2 separate regions of the Mus musculus genome follow, and region 2 is linked to region 1. The links are chromatin loops, found by intact Hi-C in ENCODE. Cell type or tissue: left cerebral cortex. All regions are shown on one strand.

Region 1 (8,000 bases):
TCGAGTTTCAGGGATCCAACACCTTCACACAGACATATGTGCAGGCAAAAAAAAAAAAAAAGTGAATGCACGTTAAATAAATATTTTTTTAAAAAGAATCTGAGAGGTGTTCAATCCCAGTCTAGTGCTGAGTTCTGAGGGTTCTTGGAGAGCTGCTGTTCTTCAGGGTACATTAGCATCCCAAAGAAGTCGGTTCTAATACCCATGAATAAATTCTGCAACACGGGGCTAGTTGAACTTTCCAGTAAGAGTGAGGGTCAGCAGGGACAAAGATATTTCCTTCTTCCGTGTCCTTTCATCTTGACTGCCACCAGAAGGTGTGGTCCAGACTTAGCATTGGTCTTGCTACAAATTCTCTGAATAAGAAAACCCCTCTCAGGTCTGCCCCGCAGCTTAGATTTTAGTTTATTCTAGATGCGATCAAGACACCTGAGATTAACCATCACAAATGTTTTTTTTTCCATTTTCTAGTCTTTTCTGTTGTACAGTGTGCCTGTAACTACTCCCCCACATCTGATGCAATGATTCTTTTTCTACCAGAAGTAATTGTTTTCCGGTTGGCCTTTCATATCGCACCATCTACTTTCAAATGGATTCTGTCTCTTTCTTTTATTCTGAGAATTTTCAGTACACCTCTGCTGAAGCATGTTTTCAGCTGATCTTCTTGGTGTAAATGTTCTCTCTCTGGGACATCCTAATCCTTTCTTCTGATGGTCTTCTCCCATGTTCTGTGAACTTTTCTCCTTGGGTTTCTCTTGAGGGAAGCCTGGAGCACGCTCTGAGCTTTGGGAGGCCTCCTTTGAGCACAGGAGTTGAGTGCTTCAGCTATGGCTTGGTGGGTCCATTGTACTTATTACCTAGTCAATAGCTCAGGCCCCCACTGCGCACAAGGGAGTCCACTCAGCCATGGTCTTCCTGGTAAACCTGGTTCCACCATAGGCCAGAGCAATCAGCCAACTCTAAGGAAGGGCAGGGTAGGGACAGCACTTCACATTATGCTTTGTAAGTCCATCATCACAGGAAATCAAGGCAGGGACCCAAAGGCAAGATCTGAAGCAGAGACCATGAAAGAATGCTGCCTACCAGCTTGCTGTGCAGCCAATTTTCTGCCAGAATTTCACAATCTGTCTTCTGACAAATCAGTTTGAAATCATTTAAAGTCTCAATCTCTACCAGGTATGGTGATTCATGCCGATAATCCTTATCTAAAGAAGCTGGGGTAAGAGGATCACCTGTAATTCAAGATGAGATAGATACACATAGTGAGTTCTGTCTCAGCTAGGACTACAGAGTGAGCTACTGTTTAAAATAACAATTAAACAAACTAAGATACAAATGCATACATAAATGAAAGAATACATAAGTGAAGACTTCCTTTCACTCCCTGGCATTTATAACATAGATGTTTAAACAGAGGCACACTCACAGCTTTGAGAGATACACTGAATGGGCCAGGATTGTTTAAAAGTATATGTTTGTGGCTCCCCCCCCCCCCCCGAAGAGAGTCCAGAGCTTTCATCAACTCATAAGGGAATCTAAGCCTCAAGGAAGCTTGAAAGCAATTGCTTTAAATCATCTTGAATGTCTCCTAAATTAAAGCCAGCCCTTGGTGAAACACCAGGAGCTACAAATTTAGGTCTTGAGACATTGCGTCTGTTGCTTTCCTGGTGTCTGTCAGAGCTGGGGGGGGGGGGGGGGAGGGGTCCAATCAGGTGAATCATATGCTGGGCTCCAAGGGTTCTTTACAGTGATACAGTGACTATTTGGGGGCTTGGTGGAGTTGGAGAGAGGCTATTGAAGAGATGAGTGTGGTACCTGAGCCAGCCTGAGCCAAGCCTAAGCCTGTCTGTTCTCTGCACACAATTTTCACCCCAAAACACAGAAACATAAAATAAACCAACTACACATAAGGTAGGACAGAAAGAATGACAAGAGATTTGGAAGGGTGGAGCTACCCTCTGATGATACAGGGGTTAGTTCACCAGGAAAATACAATCATTTAAAATGCTATGAACATGCCGAAGATCAAAGCCCATGGGGCTGAGGAAATGGTTCAGTCAGGAAAGCGCTTGCGGCACAAGCATCAAGACTAAGTGTGGATCTCCGACACACATAAGAAGTCAGGTGTGCTTTCTCTAGCTCCTTCATTGGGTACTCTGTGCTTCCAGCCCCCTAGGAGGAACAACAATATGAACTAATCAGTAACCCCAGAGCTCCCTGGGACTAAACCATCAACCAAAGAAAACACACGGAGAGACTCATGGCTCTAGCTGCGTATGTAGCAGAGGATGACCTAGTTGTTCATCAATGGGAGGAGAGGCCCTTGGTCCTGTGAAGGTTCTATGCCCCAGTATAGGGGAATGCCTGGACCAAGAAGTGGGAGTGGGTGGGTTAGGGAGCAGGAGGAGGGGGGAGAGGATAGGGGATTTTCGGAGGGGAAACTAGGAAAGGGATAACATTTGAAATGTAAATAAAAATATCTAATTATTATTATAATAAAAAATGTCAGGTGTGTTCTTGCAATCACAGTGCTGCCAAGGAAGAGACAGGAGGATTTCTGGGACTCTGTTGCCACCAGCTCTCCCCTAATCAGTGAGCTACAGGTTCACAAAGAGATCCTGTGTCCAAGAGAAAGAACCAGACAGACAACTCTAGAGAAACAGCACCTGCCATTGACCCCTGACTTCCACATACAAACTCACATGTATACACACACACACACACACACACACACAAACTCGCAAACATACGATTAATGCTCTCCAGAAAACAAAAACCAAACTTCATGATTTTTGTTTGTCTGATTGTTTGTTAAATCAAACACTGGTAGAAATAGATATGTAAGAACACTTGAGCCAATCAATCCTCAAAAAAAGAGAATTTTTTATAACAATTTATGACAGATAAGTGTCATCTATGAGTGTGTTTTTACAAATTGTACCCAGTCAGGTCTCACAAACTAAAGGACCAGGAAGCAAAGGCTTCGAAAGCCAGGGAAAGGGGAGGCCACCAGACTGAGCCGCAAACCCACGCTCATCTGGCCCCCAAGTCAACACTCTTTCCAGGGGAGCTTGCTAGCAAGAAATAAGAAAGATAGTACAGAATCAAAATCTTTTTTAAAATCTACATAATTCATTTGGTTGAGTATATTTCTCTTCTCCCCAGTGGCAGCTTCTTGCTATTTTCCCCCACCTGTTAATTACTCGGGGCTGGTATGGGGGCGGACTTGGCTTCCTGAGGCAGCCCAGGCAGGTTGTCACGCTGTCAAGGATCCCTTCATTAGCAAGCTGTCAATATGCTGCCAACAGCCACCATTTGGTTTGTTCAGGGAGCAGAGCTGTGGTGTGGAGTCTTGGCTCCATCAATTAGAGGAATTAAAAAAAAAAAAAAAAGAAAAGAAAAAAAGGCAAGAGGCAGATGTCTTCCAGTCTGTTCTCCGCAACAGACTTGGGATATGGCGTGGGCTTTCACTGGGAGGAGGGCGGTGGGGGTGGGTTAAGGGAAGTGTCAAGGAGGAGGAAGCTAACAAAAGTATGGCGAGCAAGACGGAGGCGTTGAAAGATATAGACTCCTCGTGCCACGGGGTTCTGAGTAATGCTAGCTTTGGCCATGTCCTTGCTACAGTGGACAGCTCAAAAATCAAGCTTTTAAAATGGTTAGGAAGCCACCAGTTGGATTTTAAAAGTGAAAGGTGCCATTTGCCTACAACCTTTTCAAAGTTACCCTAATGAAGCAGAGAAGACCTGCCAGTCCCTGGCAGCCCTTTTACAAGCCTGCACTCTTTCTGTTAATTGGCACCGTCAACCCCTGAGCCTCCAGGCCCCTAGACTTCCCAGTCACGGCGTGCCTGCAGACATGTTGCTTTTCAGAGGGCCTCGTGTAAAAGAATGACAGAAGCCTAATTTTTGAGCAACTCTTTGCAAAGCTGGGGTAACAATAAAAACTTTATTCCTGGAGTCTCAGACCCTACTCTGCATCTCTTCCCACAATGCCTCGCAGCTGTGCCCACCTAAACTGTGCTCAGATTCTCTACAAGCAGGGAGACCTTGGGACCGGAAAGGGTTTGCAAAGCTTGCCTCAGAGCTGTCTTTGTTGTGGAAGGGAGTGTGCACAACTCAGATTTCAAGAACTGACAAAATATAGTCTGTTGTGGAGGTGCGTGCCTGTGATCCCAGTCCTTGAGTGGAGGAGGCAGCAATCGAAAGGTCAGGCTGGAGACATGGCTTAGACATTAAGAATACTGGCTGTTCTTCCAGAGAACCTAGCCTTGTTTCCCACCCATAGGGTAGCTCACAACCACCTGCAGCTCCACTCCCAGGGGATCCAAGGCTCTCTTTTGTCTTCCATGGTTATCAAGTGTGCACATAGACACACATGCAGATAAAACATGCATATACATTAGGAAATTTAAAAGAGTTTAAGGTCATCCCCAGCTACATAGTAAGCTCAAGGACAGCCTGGGCTACGCGAGCCTTTTCCAGGGTGCGCGTCTTCACAGGAAGTACCTCTTTCTTTTGCTTTTTCCTTCCTTCCTTGCTTCCTTCCTTCCTTCCTCTCTCTTTCTTTCTTTCTTCATTTCTTCCTTGTCTTGTCTTTCTTCCTTTACTTCCTTCTATTTTCTTTCTTTCTTCTTCTTCTTCTTCTTCTTCTTTTTTTTTTTTTTTGGTTTTTCGAGACAGGGTTTCTCTGTGTAGCCCTGGCTGTCCTGGAACTCACTTTGTAGACCAGGCTGGCCTCGAACTCAGAAATCCGACTGCCTCTGCCTCCTGAGTGCTGGGATTAAAGGCATGCGCCACCACGCCCGGCTTCTTTTCTTTTCTTTTCTTTTCTTTTCTTTTCTTTTCTTTATGTGAAACATTCATAAAACTGGAATGTTCGGAAGTCATAGAAAAGAAAAATTAATGGTCGATGCTGCAAACAAAGAAATGGAAACAAACAAACAAACAAAGCCCAGAAGGAGAAACACATCTGCTATAACCATTGAGTGAGGACATCTTGCACAGGTAACTAACTGCAGAAAAAGAACGGCAGGGCTGCACGCCCTTGTCACAGGCTGTATATCAGTGTGTGGTTTTACCCACAATTCACAGAACAGAAGGAATTGATTTAATGGAGCAGAACTGGAAACATGAACACACTCATATCCAAATCCCAACCTTAGCACTCATTCACGGAGCAACCCAAGGAGAACATTTAATATTTGTGATTGCCTAGTGAGATCCACAGTAGAATCACAAGAGTAGACAGATCCACATCCAACCCATATATGTGACAATATATACAAGCACTACATAAATCCACAGTCCCCCACTTGATCTCTGCAAGCCCAGATCTCTGTACAGATTACATGCCCCCCTACACAGGTTTCTTTGAGCCCTACAGTAAGTTTCATTTCCCCAAATGAGTAGAAAATTTGTTTCCACCTGTAGTAAGTTCTCTTTCTCTGTTACACCAATGAGGATATTAAAGGGTTGGACTATCATTAACCCCAGCCAACCAGTGAATGTTTTTGAACACATGCACCAAGGAAGGGGCATTGGTCTATTGCAGCTATTTCTGTATTCCTAGACAGATGCGGGAACCCAGTCCCCTCACCATAAGGCACATATGAGTACCTTCAGTCCAAAAGGAGAACAGGGGGATACACAAACTCAAATAAGTAAGCAGAGTCCCTTAGAGTTGGTAGACTCTTGGTTCTGGGGCCCCTCCTCTACTTAGATAAAGCATGACAATAAACTTCACTTTGACCTTGGCCTGAGCTACTCTCTTGTCTCTTAATTCTTCATTATGCAGAGGGAAGGAATCCATCAGGCTAGCTGGGACCACACTTTCCAAGTTCTGGAGAAATGCAATCCAGGTTTTTCTGCAGGCTCTTCTGAGGCTCTGGTGTTCCAAATACCCACAGATTTCAGGAATACTCCAGCCTTTAGCCTGCCAGACAGTTGGAAGGACAAAGTTGTGTCATGGCAGAGAGAGGGCTCAGAGTAGAGATCCAGGAAGCCCTAAGAGCAGGCTAAGGACTAAGGATAATGAGGTCAACTTTGAATGGCACTGAGCAGGCTTTGTGTGAAGAATCTGGGGGGCAGAGAGCACTATGCAGTGGCTTGAAAGGAAGGGTTCATTTCTCCAGACCCAGAAAGCTATCACGGACCCAAAATTGAGTCCTCCAGCCACCCAGAGAATGCTTACAGAATGACTCTGTGCCAAGCATGCTATGTATTGGAACACGGCAGTGATCAAAGCAGCCAAAATCCGGTTTGGAGAGATGGAGAAGTGGTTAGAAGTGAACATTGCTTTTGAAGAGGACCAGGTTTTATTCCCAGCACCCGTGGCAGGCAGCTCAGCGATCTGATTCTCTTCTCCTGGCCTTTAACGATACCATCACACACAGACACACTACACATAAGTTCAAAACTTAAAATTATTATTTAAAGTAAGCAAAATAGCTGTTATGAGCAACTACGATTTAATAAAACATTATACTCTAATAAGTGCTATGGGGAAGAGATAGGAAAGGGCAGGGCAGAGAGATCTGGAGAGCATCTATGTGTAGGATGCTAAATAGGCTCCTTGGAGAAGGTTTCATTGGGAGGATTCAGAGATGAAGGACTAAGAACATGGGCAGGAGCTATGTGGCTCTCTGGAGCAGGGCGAGCTGAGCAAGGGAGACAACACTGTACATAAAATGGTAGAGCCCCAAACTTTACTTCTGATGACCTACCACTGTTCCCATGGTGATGAGAGACTCCTGTCTGTATATCTGCAGAACTCTGTTAATGCCTTAGGAGATGTCACCAGTGACCTGGATTCAGAGTCCACTCCTCCCCACACACCGCCAGGGTCACCTGCAGTATGCCATGCTCCCAACTATGCTGATTTATTAAACACACTGCCTCTAGCTTTGGTTTCCCCAGCAACCACACTTCTTCTCTTATTTTATTAGTTTCCTTTCCTTTTTTTTTTAAAAAAAACAGGATGAAACTATTAGTTGTAAAATCTATTTTGTTCTGCAAGAAGCTGTGCCACAGTTGACACTACCCAAAACAGACTCTGAGATTAAAGCCTCTTGCCACGGTGAATCCGTTTTCTGACCTGGCATTGCCATCCAGTCGCCGTGACTCTTTCCTCTCACCTAGCAATGACCTGTAACTTTGAGCCCCTCTTTCACTGCCTTTCGTTTTTCCTGATTTTATTTATGCTCCTGACAAATTTCAGGCAATCTCTCCGAGCTCACTGGAGGCTAATTTTGAGATGAGGATATAAGAGTGTTAAAAATAAATTCATCATGAGCACAGGGGTGTCTATTTAAAATGCTGATGTTCTGTTATCTGTCGGAGGCAACTGAGAAGCTGTGAATACGCAGTGGCGAACGTCTGTCCCCACATCCTGCTTTCATCAGCACAAAGCAAACACTCCCTACCTCCTGTACTGGAAGCCCATGCTTCTCTGCCATGATGCTTCACAATTCTCAAGGAGTGTTCGGGGTCTTAAGTCTCCCGGTAAATACCACTGCCACCACCAACTGCTACTTCCTCAATCCCATAGATGGTCTGGACTGTCACTGATCTCAGACTTCTAGAAGCATTTGAAGCCTCAACACATTGTCATGGTGCCCTCAGCCATGAGATCCCATCCTGGCCTTGCCTTTCCTCTCTTCACCATGTGCATTTGTAGGCATTTCTTTTTCTTTTTTTTTTTTTTTTCCATTTTTTATTAGGTATTTAACTCATTTACATTTCCAATGCTATACCAAAAGTCCCCCATATCCACCCACCCCCACTCCCCTGCCCACCCACTCCCCCTTTTTGGCCCTGGTATTCCCCTGTACTGGGGCATATAAAGTTTGCAAGTCCAATGGGCCTCTCTTTCCAGTGATGGCCGACTAGGCCATCTTTTGATATATATGCAGCTAGAGTCAAGAGCTCCGGGGTACTGGTTAGCTCATAATGTTGTTCCACCTATAGGGTTGCAGATCCCTTTAGCTCCTTGGCTACTTTCTC
Region 2 (8,000 bases), 160 kb before region 1:
ACAAGCAGAACTTTTAGTCCGGAAATGCAACAGACTAAGGTCTCAGAGAACTGACTCATGGTGACAACAGAAAGAGGAATGGGGAAAGTATGAGACAGATCAGTGAGAACCACATGAACCAAAGAAAAACCGTGTATACCAAAAATTAATTTAAAACACCACTGAGGGCTAAGGGGGGCAGGGTCAGCAGTCAAAAGTGCATATTGCTCTTGCAGAAGTTCTCTTCCCAGCACCCAGACGGCAACTCACAACTGTCCACAATTCCAGTTCCAGGATATCTGACGCCCTCTTCTGGCCCCCACACACAGAGTTCACAAACATACATGCAGGAAAAACATTCATACACACGCAATAAACAAATGTAAAATAAGCCAACCAACAGAAAGAAAGAATACAAGAATAGAATTTTCTGACTTTGAAATGTTTGTTCCTTTTAGTAAAAGCTGAACATTATCTCTATGAGATATGCACAGATATTCTGTCTTAGGCCCATATAATTTAAAGTACAGGAAATGTTTAGGGAAGACCAGGGTTGGGCCGGGGGGGGGGGGTCATGGATGTGTGGGAGGGATCATGGTCAGCTTGAAAAACAGGCAGTGAATGCAACAGTGGGCGCCACTCCGTGAGGATCAGTTTAGGGCAGCAAATTACTGCCTGCATCCCTGGGACCATCTGCTCATACCAGCAGCTTCTGAGCATAAACGGAGGAAATCTCGGAGGAAAATGTCTGCTCCGTCCTGGAAATAAAGCCAAGAATCAATTTAAGTGCCCAACTGGATAGATGACAAGAGTCTTTTCTGAAATAAACCTTTAAACTTTCTCTCTGTGAGAACAGATACCACCAGGGACCCTTCAGAGGAGAATAAAGCTGTCCATCTAAAACAGTCCCTGTGTTTCCTGCAGGAAGCCGGCACTAAAAAAGAAAAGCATCAGATGACCCTGGTCACAGGGACACTGAAGACTCCAGGCTGTTTGGTTCAGTGAATTTTCCTACTAAGTAAAAGATGTTCGATGGAAAACATTCCAAAAACAATCAAAGGGAGAAAAATAAAATTTCTCTCCTCCCACTGATTAAAGGTATTTCCTTTCGTAACCTATGTACATAATTTTACCCAGCTGTGGGCAACAAGAGTTGCCCAGTGGTTAGCACACTTGCTTTGCAAGAAGAGAAGTGGAATTCAGGTGACCAGAACCAACATAAAGGCTGAGCAGGCACCGAGGCTTTGCGTGTTCGCTCCAGAAGTAGAAACAGGAGATCCCCAAGGCAAGCTGTCTAGTTAGACTAGCCAGAAGTGGTGAGCTCTGGGCTAGCTGAGAAACGTTGCCTCACTAAGCTATGTAGAAAGAAATAGAAGAAGAAACTACATTTCAATTTCTGTATTCCACACACAAGTGCACACATATGCATACAGACCCAAATACACACTAGTGAATGTGCACATACATGCATGCACACCACAAACACGAACACATAAAAAAAATTTCTGATTATGGAATATTTTATGTTCATTTCTTTATTGGTGAATGTCTTAAAGTTTTACTGTTGTGAACAGACACTATGACCAAGGCAGCTCTCATAAGGACAACATTTAATTGGGGCTGGCTTACAGGGTCAGAGGTTCACTCCATTATCATCAAGGCAAGAACATGGCAGCATCCAGGCATCATGGTGCAGGAGGATCTGAGAAGTCTACATCTTCATGTGAAGGCTGATGGCAGGATACTGGCTTCCAGTCAGCTAGAATGAGGGTCTTAAAGCCCACATCCACAGTGACACACCTACTCCAACACTTTCTAATAGTGACACTCCCTGGGCTATACAAACCATAACACTGAACATATATCTAAGCACATACTAATGTCTTAAATAGTTGCTATAAGGGAGACTATTTTAATTAAGTCTCTGAAATCTAGCTCATCATAAAACATACTAATTTATTTTAGTTTCTTATTTATTCCTGTTTATTTGATACTACTACTTTATCATACACCCACTAGTAATAGTCATGTGGCTCATAAACTTAAGTGGCTCTTCCTTCATACTCTTTGGCGAAATTGCTGTAATGAGGCAACTTGATATGTAGCCAAACTATTTCTGGAAGTCTCTCTACCATGCTATGTACCAACAAAAGGAAAACATGTGAACCCACATTTTCCTAAGCTCTAGACAGCAAAAGGCATTGCATAGCAACCTGCTAATCTTCTTACCATTGTTTCTATTTTATGTATTCTACAGTTGCCACATTTCTTTAGAATTCACATGCAAGTATGCATGATGAGTTTGCACAAGGTATTATATTATCATTTAATATCATTTTGTTGACTTTTAATGACTGATATTTTCATTTCATTCATATATTTAATCTTTTCATTGGGTCATTTTCAACAAAACTTGATATAGAAAGGGAAATCTTTCACACGCATGCACACACACAAATAAAAATCATCCTTTTAAAAGAAGGCAGATCCTTCTACTGTAGGCATCTAAAGCTCTTCACTGTGCCATTTTTATAGCAACTTGAAAGTCAGTGAAATGGCAGAGGGGACAAATATCCAACTCAGTGCCAGTTCTCATACCTCTGTCTTCCCCTGTGTTCATCTTGTGAACCACATGCAGGACCTATTCAAGTTGCCTTAAATAGGATCCTATGTGCAGTGAAACATCTTACCCAGGCCTACGTGAGCAAAGCCAACATAAACCAGACCAGCCATCTGTCCTGAACTACACAAAGTCAAAGTACAGAAGTAGTCTTTCTCTAGATTAAAAGCATAAAACCAGTTTTTACATCATGTCAGACTGATGTATAGATTTCAGTGTAAGACAGAAGGGTTTGAGGTAGGAAAGAACTCCAGTCATAAAATGCATGACAACCAGAAGGCAGCCAAAGAGAACAGTCTAGAACTTCAGGAAAGAGAGCATCTCTGAGCTGGTCCATACCTAGTGACTCTGCCACACTTCACAGCCGGCATCTCGAGGGCACCTTGCTAGCATCAAGACTGAATGTATCTGGCTCTCTTTCTTGGCAGGACTGCTCACAGCAGGCACAAACCATCATGCACAGGCAGAGCTCAGCACTGGCCAGCTTGCAAAGAGAATTTAGCACTTGTGCTCACAGTCACTACCTTTTGTGGGCAAAGTCAAGAGGAGAAGAATGCCAGCTCAGCTTAGTATTCATCTCGATAGACCTGACTTCCCCATCAACTCTACCATTCTGAATCAATCCAGTTAATCTAAATGATGGTTCTGGGCTCTCTGGTTGCAATTATAGAGGCTGGGAAAGATTCCATGGCAACTGGACATGATATTTGATGAACAATTTTTAATTACTACGAATGCCTTTAATGAGAAAGGGCCTGAAATCCAGCAGAGCAATAATATGCATATTAGCTTTAGGACTGAGCCAGCTGAAAGCAACACACACACACACACACACACACACACACACACACACACGTGCCACAAGCTCAAAGCCAGTTATGGGCTTATCAGAACTGCAAAGCAAGGTCTGATGAACTCTGCTCTCTTGCCTGCAGCTCCTACATACCCAGCTTCTCCCATTATTTCATGGATGTTCTGATAATTACGTTGCCATGGGCATCCCAGAGTCTGGCTATTTGAGCAAAATTGGCCTCTCTGATCAAACTATCAATCTCTTGCTATCCTAAGCTCACAGCCTGAAAGGGGTGATTGTGATTAGTGTTTTTTCTTGGGAGATGAACTCTTCTCTGGCACAGATGCATTTATTTTTTCAGATTATCACATTGATGGATCGGTGGGTGACCAGAAAAATTACAGACTCTCATAGCACTCACAAGTAATACTTAGCTCTTCTTGGCTCTCGTAGTGGAAACTGTCTTAAGGTTTCACAAAGTGAGAGTTTGCCTTTACCAAAAATAAAAATAATAATAATAATATTAATTTAAAAAGACAAAAGCAAAGGTCCTCTTTCAAGACATCTAGAGTTTGTAGAGATGGCTTAACAATAAGCATGTTTGCGATTCTTACAGAGAACCAGGGTTCTGTTAACAGTACACATGCAGTTCACATCACATGTAACTACAGCTCCAGGGAAACTGATGCCCTCTACGGGCCTCTGTGAGCAGTGCACTCATGTGCACATATTCACATCAACACAATTACAGATAATAAATTTTAAAAGAAATCTGCTGCAATATTTGTTTTTTACGTCTATAAGCATGTCTTAGTTCTTGTTTTATTATTTTGATTTTGTTCATTTACATAATGAATTTTACACATTTGTGTTATCATCTCCTTCCTTTCTTCCTGCTTCTACTTCCTCTCTTGCTGGAACCCCTTTTCTCACATTGCTACATTGTCATTTTTAAAACAATACATTCCATCGAACATATAGAGTTGCATAATCATTTCAGCCATCAGGATAGAGTATTTTAAAGCTCATAGTAAAATAAAAATTTCCCCTAAATGTCCACTTGAAGCCATAACCTCTCTGCACCCTAGTCCCTGCCAACTAAACCACTGTCCTATTTTTCTGTGATGGCTTTGTCTTTTCCATTTATTGTTTAATAAATAATATAACACATAACTTTCTGAGCACAAATTTTTAGTTTACTATAATGTGCATAGGGTTCATGTATGCTGTTTAAATTTAAATTTAAAAGAATACTGTTTAAAATTGTTATATAATATTCTGTTGGATAGATTTGCAGTAGGTTGTTTGGTTATCCATCCACCAAGGAAATGAGTTACCTTCAGTTTGTAAGGTTACCAAGCATACTGTTATAGGTATTCATTTATCCAGTGAAAAATTCATGACATTTTTGCACAAATGCAAGTTTTATTCCTATATGCCAAAGAAATAAAATGTGCTGTGCAGTGACTATATTTATTTCTTTATAAAATTATGAACTAAATTTTCATTGTGGCTGTCCCAGTTTGCATTCCCATCAGAAATGTCTGGCATGTCCAGGCACTCTCTATCTTGAACACAAGGTTGTTGCTTTGGGTTTATTTCATGGCTTTTGCTATTTCTGTTTTTTGTTTATTTGTTTGTTTGTTTTTGTTTGCTTTTCCTTTTGAATACGTGTGCATGCTCTTTCATTAGATCTTTAACTTCCAGAAACTCTTAGGACTTTAACTGACTGGAGATAGGGTTTCCTGCCATGGGTATTTTTTATGTTTCTTTTCTCTTTGCTACTGTGTCAGTGAGAAAGTTTGCTGACATTTCCCCTCAGTTTTGTACTTTAGTATAGAGTATAGGGGTTTGCTATGCTGTATGTCCTACATTAGACAGCAGACTCAAGCATTCTTTTCCCTCCCATACTTTTCATTTCTACTCTATTACCAACCCATATCATGGATTTCACAGATCAAATATTGCATTTCTTGATGCTAGGACTAGAAACTTTTGTGTATCCAAATATTACTTTTTTCCCTAAAAGTTCTATACTATTAGGGTATACATTTAGTCAATGATCCATTTTGACTAAGTTATTGTCTAAAATGCTAGATATAATTCAATATATATTATTTATACAAGTTTGGTGAGTCATATCTATGTCCTTCAATATCTAAACTTGATATTTTACAGCCTAGCAGTCCATGAAGTGATGAATGGATAAAGGAACTATATCATGCATTCACAATGGAATATCCTCCAACCATGAGGAAGAACAAAGCTATGTTGACCTAGAGAAAGAGTGAATGTAGGGATCACCCAGTTAAAAATTACAAACCACTGTAAGGAAAACTGATACATGTTTCCTCTCATATGTGGAATCTAGATTTTCACAGACAGACAAGCAGACATGAAGGAAGGAGGTTTAAAGGGAAAAAGAACAGGAAACAAGCTGGGACAATGGAGGAAGAAAAGAAAAATATCAAATGCTTTCTCTTCTATAAGGTATCTAGATTCAAACAGACTGAGAGGACAGGATATGTCAGGGTGAGCAGGATACCAACAGGATAGAGAGGGAAAAGCACAAAGAGTCATAATGCACAGGCATGTGCGTGCCATAAGGAAGCCTGCCATTATGTATACTTACTAAAAATAACTTTAAACTCTATGATATATTCAGGTTATCTGTTTATTTGATGTGTTTCAGTAGTTTGTGTCTTTCAAAGAATTAATGCATGTTTAGGCCACTGAATACAGAATCATAGTGAAATCATTAAAGATAAGAGAAATGCAGACCAAAAAACCCCTCAATTGTCTGGTTAGTGCCTATACATTTTCTATCTAGGAGATTTTCTGTTCACACATTGAAGAATGCACATCTTGCTTTTGTGGTGTGAAATACTCAGCAAATTTCAATTTGGTAAAGTTGTTGTAGGGTGTTTGGCAGTTATTGATAGTCCTGGGATTTCTTTGTCCAGTTCTTCTATTAATTACTGGAAGATTTCCAGGGGCTCCAGCTAGCACTGTGGGGAGATTCTCTTTGTCTTCTTGGGTGTCCATCTCTAATTGATGTTATTGGAGCCATTGTTGAACATGTATATGCTTGGGATGGCTATGTGCTTCCGATGGATTGGCCCCTTCTCAGTAAATCACTTTTCTCTTTATCCTTCACTAACGGAGTTCATATTGTTTCATGACATTCATATAAAAACTTCATTTATTTATCTATTATTTTAGAAAATCTAAAATCACAGTAACAGAAAGCTGAATTATGGGATAATAGTATTAAGGGGTATTCTCCAGGGACTTGAAGACTCATTTGCAGGAGTGTTTAGATCCACTGTCTTGACTGTGGCTTTATGTCCCAGATGTATGCAGATGCCAGATCTAGCTTAAATCACTTAGACATTTATTAAACAAGTTGTTTTTAATCCTACTTCAACCATGGAGTTTTAAAACTCAAGCTCATTTTAACTGACAGTTCATCCTTTTTAAGACAACCCTAACCCACTGCAACACTGTCTAAGATTTGCTTACAGCTAGTAGGAAACCGATGAAGATAGAAGGACTGGAGATGGGCAGAGGGGAAGCAGAGGAAACATAGGGATTTCTAGGCATTGCATCCTGCTTAGTTTCCTCCGATGCATTTGTTTCCATCCCTTGGTGTAACTGAAGAGAGCAGCAAGGAGGAGGACAAAAGTCTGAGGTGGACAAGACACAGCAGGGCACCTGAGATACCTCCTCCAACAGCACACTCTCCCTACATCTCTGGGCAAGTAACAAAACTCTAATACATTTAAATTTTCAAAAACTGGGGAAAAGAAAAAAACAGGAACAAGCTAAGATTCTGTTTTCTACAATGGAGTGTTACTGGGTGACCAACACTCTGGAAATGGGCACTGTGCCCAGGCATCCTTGGTCAACACAAAATAAACTTCAAGTTTTTATGAGTTGTGTGTATGTGTGTGTGTGTGTGTGTGTGTGTGTGTGTGTGTGTGTGTGTATTTAAGACAGAGGGATTAAGTACATAAACTCGAGTGGGTAGAGAGATAGGAAGTTGGGAAAGGAGAAAAACATGGTCAAATTAAAACAATATTTTTAATTTTAAAGGGTGGGGGGAAGTAAGCCCTTCAGAAGAAGAAAATAGTAGAAATGTTTGATGTTTCAATGAACCTTCAGCCATGACTGCATCTAAAACCCCAGCAGCTGCTAAGTCTTCATTTAAAACGTCCTTATGGTGCATTCTATTCTGGTGTTTACACCCTGGGTAAAGACATGGGGAGAAGCAAAATATGTTAAAGAAAGCAGTAGGGGGGAGATGAAGGGACACATATATCAGGAAAGAAAACTGGGTCTTAGTTCACGGTCACCATTGTCAACTTCCCCTATTAGGTGGCAAAGAACAAAAATGAACATTACCAAAATATTGACAAAGCCTTCCCAAGTCCAAAATAGAGGAAATGAGAGCAATGAGGGTTTCCTCGGCAGCAGTTAAAATGGAACCAGTTCTCAATTTGGAGCAGAGATACTTAGAGAATGCATTTATTCTCATAAAGGGGCGGAAAGACTATAGGAGCCAGAGGAGCAGGACATCTGCTATGAGCCTGTGCTGTCTGCACGTGA

The links. Peaks named below come from ENCODE experiments on the same cell type or tissue, not always from the same donor. Only the 100,000 strongest peaks of a DNase experiment are listed, where the experiment ranks them.
Region 2: it touches region 1 in a loop (2.3-fold over the local background); 2 of 42 quality-filtered maps call a loop at or near these places.

What each region holds. Positions count from the first base shown.
Region 1 is chr9:113,174,020-113,182,019 of GRCm38, forward strand. Gm4657 (a long non-coding RNA gene) reads right to left here. Exons shown (of 3, transcript XR_871299.1): 3 at 73-1,232. Among named protein-coding and RNA genes, the nearest start is that of Gm4657, 22 kb to the right of the region's middle. In left cerebral cortex, a CTCF peak has its summit at 3,185; DNase peaks (open chromatin) are centred at 3,253, 3,540, 5,930 and 7,343; H3K27ac peaks cover 7,026 bases.
Region 2 is chr9:113,019,012-113,027,011 of GRCm38, forward strand. No RefSeq gene overlaps it. Among named protein-coding and RNA genes, the nearest start is that of Gm36251, 100 kb to the right of the region's middle. In left cerebral cortex, CTCF peaks have their summits at 285 (motif pointing left) and 4,094 (motif pointing left); DNase peaks (open chromatin) are centred at 168, 717, 1,265, 7,292 and 1 more place; H3K27ac peaks cover 3,541 bases.